Linked DNA regions of Homo sapiens: region 1 is linked to region 2. Evidence: chromatin loops called from intact Hi-C (ENCODE). Cell type or tissue: endothelial cell of umbilical vein. All regions are shown on one strand. Links, peaks and the distances in the headings refer to the core of each region. The heading gives the core; the rest is flanking DNA.

Evidence for each region. A loop is a pair of places that touch in the nucleus more often than their neighbours do. Peaks named below come from ENCODE experiments on the same cell type or tissue, not always from the same donor. Only the 100,000 strongest peaks of a DNase experiment are listed, where the experiment ranks them.
Region 1: a loop joins it to region 2, with 3.0 times the contacts of the local background. A loop is called at or near these places in 3 of 110 quality-filtered maps.

Annotation. Positions count from the first base shown.
Region 1 is chr3:104,906,232-104,909,057 of GRCh38, reverse strand. It overlaps a transcript of LOC107986108 not described here. Among named protein-coding and RNA genes, the nearest start is that of ALCAM, 460 kb to the left of the region's middle. In endothelial cell of umbilical vein, for the core only: no CTCF peak of the experiment used is centred there; a DNase peak (open chromatin) is centred at 1,357; H3K27ac peaks cover 2,098 bases.
Region 2 is chr3:105,517,605-105,520,430 of GRCh38, reverse strand. ALCAM (activated leukocyte cell adhesion molecule) reads right to left here. Exons shown (of 16, transcript NM_001627.4): 2 at 264-364. Among named protein-coding and RNA genes, the nearest start is that of ALCAM, 150 kb to the right of the region's middle. In endothelial cell of umbilical vein, for the core only: a CTCF peak has its summit at 1,399 (motif pointing right); a DNase peak (open chromatin) is centred at 1,410.

The DNA of each region.
Region 1 (2,826 bases), core at 83-2,582, 610 kb after region 2:
CCTCCTAATAGCAGTGAGAAGCCAGTACGGATTTTTAAAGACCCATAAGCAAGCTGCCTTTTAGGCATAGCAGATAAAATGTTTCCTGGGCAGCCAGGTGTCATGCTGTTTAGTGCTTCAGTATTCACAACTTACTCTTTTACTGGTCCCAGGAGTGAAGTGTTTTGAACTGGCCAGTAAGCACTGGGGGCTTGCTGTGACCTGCCCCACTTTGCAGCTAGGAAGCTGCCTGAAGGTTTCGGGCATTTTCCTGTGTAATATTGAAGAGAAATGTAGAGTCCTTTTCAGGGTTGCAATTTAGTTCTTTGGTCTAATTCATATTTTTGTGATGATTTATAAAATGTTTTCAATTTTTTTAAAGTTTTTAAATAGTCTAAATAGTCTATATTCTTTTTCTACTGCCTTCATCTTCAATGAACATTTTTTTTTTCTATATACTCCCTCCTTGGAACTACTTACATATCTTTTCTATCCATTTATTTTTTATTTTTATTATTTTTGTTTTTATTTATTTATTTGTTTGTTTGTTTATTTTGAGACGGAGTCTCACTCTGTCCTCAGGCTGGAGTGCAGTGGCGTGATCTTGGCTCACTGCAACCTCTGACTCCCTGGTTCAAGCGATTCTCCTGCCTCTGCCTCCCAAGTAGCTGGGATTACAGGCACGTGCCACCACGCCCAGCTAATTTTTGTATTTTTAGTAGAGACGGAGTTTCACCATGTTGGCCAGGATGGTCTCGATCTCCTGACCTGATGAAATGCTGGCCTCGGCCTCCCAAAGTGTTGGGATGACAGGAGTGAGCCACTGCGCCTGGCCTCTTCTACTCATTTATATTGAATAAATAATGTTATTTTTCTAAGGCAAGTATATTTAATATTCTCTTCATATTCATATTCTCATGAAATCACATTTAAAAGAAATCTGTAGTGGCTGAGCATAGGACTGTTTTCTGGCCTGCTCCTTAATTGCCATTAGATATAACCTAGGTATGGGGAACAATATTTGCTCTCCGTTCTGGTTTAGGAAAAATATTAGAGATTATTAAAGTATGAAAATATCTTTGTTCTACATTTTAGCGAGTGCTTTGGATAAAAATGTAGTGTTTATGCTTATCAAATTTGTGAATGTCCTATAAATATAAGGAATAACAAATATATTTGGTGTCAGAATCAAAATGTGAGATAAGATCAACAGACTAGAATAATGGACTAAAATTAGTAATTCCTAACTTGGTAAATGTAAAGTGAAATTCTTCATTTGGATTCAGAAAGATCAATTGCTTAATCTCAGTATAGGAATGATCTCAATTAAGAAGAATTCAGATTAAAAATAATACATACATGGTAAGCGAGTCACCACTTCCCTTTCCTTTGCCCATGCTAGAGATTTCTAACAGTCATAGTGTGTCCGAAACTGGTGTGTTTTTTTTGAGATAGAGTCTGGCTCTGTCACCCAAGCTGGAGTGCAGTGGCGCGATCTTGGCTAACTGCAAGCTCCGCCTCCTGGGTTCCTGCCATTCTCCTGCCTCAGCCTCCCGAGTACCTGGGACTACAGGCGTCCGCCATCACACCCAGCTAATTTTTGTATTTTTTAGTAGTGATCCACCTGCCTCGGCCTCCCAAAGTGCTGGGATTACAGGCGTGAGCCACCGCGTCCAGCCAATTGGTGGGTTCCTGGTCTCACTGACTTCAAGAATGAAGCCACGGACCCTCGCAGTGAGTGTTACAGTTCTTAAAGATGGTGTGTTCAGAATTTGTTCCTTCTGATGTTCGGACGTGTATGGAGTTTCTTCATTCTGGTGGGTTCGTGGTCTCTCTGGCTTCAGGAATGAAGCTGTAGAACTCTGCGGTGAGTGTTACGGCTTTTAAGGTGGTGCGTCTAGAATTGTTCGTTCCTCCCATTCATAACTGTTGATTCCTCTCAGTGGGTTCATGGTCTCGCTAGCTTCTGGAGTGAAGCTGCAGACCTTTGTGGTAAGTGTTACAGCTTATAAAAGCAGTACGGACTTAAAGAGTGAGCAAGAGCAAGATTTATTGCAAAGAGCAAAAGAACAAAGCTTCCACGGTGCAGAAGGGGACCTGAGTGGGTTGCAGCTGCTGGCTGGGGCAGCCTGCTTTTATTCCCTTAGCTGTCCCCTCCACCCCCACATCCTGCTGATTGGTCCATTTTACAGAGAGCTGATTGGTCCATTTTACAGAGAGCTGATTGGTCCGTTTTACAGAGAGCTGATTGGTCCGTTTTGACAAGGTGCTGATTGGTACATTTACAATCCCTGAGCTAGACACAGAGTGCTGATTGGTGCATTTACAATCCTCTAGCTAGACATAAAAGTTCTTCAAGTCCTCACCAGGTTAACTAGACACAGAGTGCTGATTGGTGCATTTACAAACCTTGAGCTAGACACAGGGTGCTGAGTGGTGTGTTTACAAACCTTGAGCTAGACACAGAGTGCTGACTGGTGCATATACAATTCTCTGGCTACACATAAAAGTTCTCCAGGTCCCCACCCGACTCAGGAGCCCACTAGGCTTCACCTAGTGGATCCAATGCCAGGGTTACGGGTGGAGCTGCCTGCCAGTCCTGTGCCGCACCTGCACTACTCAGCCCTTGGGTGGGCTTGATCCACATGGGAGCCCACCGCGGGGGGCTTGGGCATGGCAGGCTGCAGGTCCTGAGCCCTGCCCCACAGGGAGGCAGCTGAGACCAGGAGAGAATTCAAGTGTGGTGTGGGCGGGCTGGCAGTGCTGGGGGACCCAGCGCAGCCTCCACAGTTGCTGACCCAGGTGCTAAGCCCCTCACTGCCTGGGGCTGGAGGTGCCGGCTGGCTG
Region 2 (2,826 bases), core at 126-2,625:
TTGCCTCTAACACTTAAGGTGGAATCTTTCAGACTAATACATTCTAAGAACTATGTGTTTATTGGCTTTATTTTAAAATATCATTTGTTATGTAAGATAGGAATTATTTTTTTGCCATATTCCACACAATTTTACCTTCCTACATTTGTACTCACAGTTTAATATTGCATTTAGGTTAATTTGAAATTCACAGTTACTCACAGAAAGAATTTTATTTAAAAGAACAAGGGCAATTAACCAAGTCCCAGGTAGGTCACACTTACATATTTCCATTTGCCAAACATGAGATTCTGAGGTACGTCAAGTCGGCAAGGTATGATAATGGTATCTCCATATGCTGAATTTACAGTATACCATCCAAGGCCTTTGGGGGAAAAAAAAAAAGGAAGAAGAGAGAAAGAGAGAGAGAACAAAATTTTAAATGCTTTCTTGAAATGACAAATAACTTCAAGATGCATGTCGATGAAGGTTGTCATCTGCTATAGTTTTATTTTAAATGGTATACAAAAGGTATGAGACTAGAATATATTTTCCATTTAAAAATTACCACCTTTCTATTTAGCTACTGAATGTTTGAATCCTTGACTATCACACAATCAAAATTTGCAGATCTCCAATTTTACTAGAGAACAGGTAAGTGGTGTATTCCAAAGGAACATCGTGGAATCTGCAGATGAATTATCTTCTTTACTGTATTTCATAGAAATAATTTCCACCATATTTTATAGAAATGTGGGACTACACAAAGACTAACATGATTAAAATTCTCAAAACTAGCTTTAACTATATTTGTGTTTTTCATTTGAAAATATTATCAAATTTTTCTTCTGTAAAATTCAAAAAACTATTAAAAACTGAGAATTAATACACATAAGACCACAACTGAATTTTATTTATAAGGGGAAAGTGGCTTATTTTGTAGTAGTATAAATTAAAATACTAATTTAATTTTGTATAAAATATTAGCATAGTAAGAATTTATAGTATGAACATGCTTCATAAAGTGCTATTTACAAAGTGATTATGTGAATTTTTGGAAGACAATATAATTTAAACCACAATTTTGTACATACAGAAAACTGCCTCATCTTATTTAATTCTATATTAAGAAAAAATATAAACAATAAAAAATTAAAATGTGGAAAGAAGCAATTTTTGCATATGAATGAAAAGCATTATTCAAATCTGGATATATTTATGAAGGTTAAAAAAACCCAGGCATTTAAATTGGTTATAGTACTTGGGAAACATTTCAATTTTTTAACCTTAGTTTATTTACAACAATCTTTAAAATTTAGAACTTACACAGCTGAATGTCTATTAAGGTGTATCATAATCGGGTATAGAGTGTGAAGGGGCTACTTTAAACAGTAGAGAAAAAAACAAATGATATTTTGTCCACCAGGTGGTGCTAAAATGCAAAGCGACGGCAATCTGCAACACATAAATAAAACCATCTTCTGACTTTCTGAAGAAACAGGACTGGGAGGATACCATCTTTCGACTGTTATCTATCAATCACCATGTATACCAAAATTTCATTTAAGGTTAAGAATTTTGCCCCAGTGAACAGAAACATAACAAAGAACACACACTTCATGTAAATATGCAACATAACAACTAGTTTTCAGCATTTTTAACATTGTTAAGACAGAATACCAAATATGCAAAGTGAGAATGCATTTTCATTTACTACTTGAGACATGAGGTTTACTTCAAATTGCTTATCATATGTTCAGTCTCATAATAAAAATTTATCTCTATAATTTTAAAATTGTTTTGTGTTCTCTATACTGCAATTATAATCCCTTTTAACATCAAACCAAGCATAAGACTGTAAATGAAGAAATTTTTTTATTCAACTTTGTTAAAATAAAAATAAAGGAGCTTTAGACAGGTGGCTGCAGACATGCAGACTAATAACATTTAGGAAATTGCTTTATTGCACATGACATTACTTGTTCTCTGTGATATTTGGCTCCTAAATGTGGAATTTCTGCTGTGTGTATTAAGTCTTGTTCATACACTTCACAGGTAGAGGTCTGCAAAGCCAAGGAAACCATTTTGTAATTTCATATTTTGTTTTTTCATCAGCTTATAACAAGGCACTTGAATATGTAATAATTTTGAGAGGATCCATCTCTATACCTTAATTTATGTCAGGGCATGCACCTGTAATTGTCTCCTATTATTTGAAATCATACCTTCCTTTGGCAACTAACAGTGTTTTCATGATTGGCCAAGGAGTGAAAACAGTTTACAGAGCTTAGGTACCAATGAAGTGAATCCTTTGCCAGGTAAAGGGAAATAAGAAAATTCCTTTTCCAAGAATTTAATGCTTTGCCCTTTCTCACAGACCATTTTTCTTTTCTCTTCTCTATAGAACTTTAATGTGCTACATATACATAATATTTTATAATGAGTCTTAAAGCTCTATGAATTTCAAATACATAGTGTATTGGCATGATGAAAGCACAATCAGAACAGGGAAGAGATCATGTATTTTTAAGCTTTGTATCTCCAGAAACAACGCCTAGCATCTAATGGGCACCTACTAAAATGACTCTGGAGTTCTTTCCATTTTGGTTATCAAACTAACATTTTGGAAAATCAGAGAGCAGTTGACAACACTGGAATTTTGAGAATTCTCATTTCTGCCACATACTCTAAAGCCATTCATATCTTATCTTGGATGTGTAGAGAACTTGGATTTTGATTTTGGGTGGCAAGCTCTGTCTTGAGGAGAAACAAACAGCAAACACATTTTATAGGAATTCACAGATGGAATGACAAGAGAGAACATTTTCCCTTCCCTTTAAAGAGAAA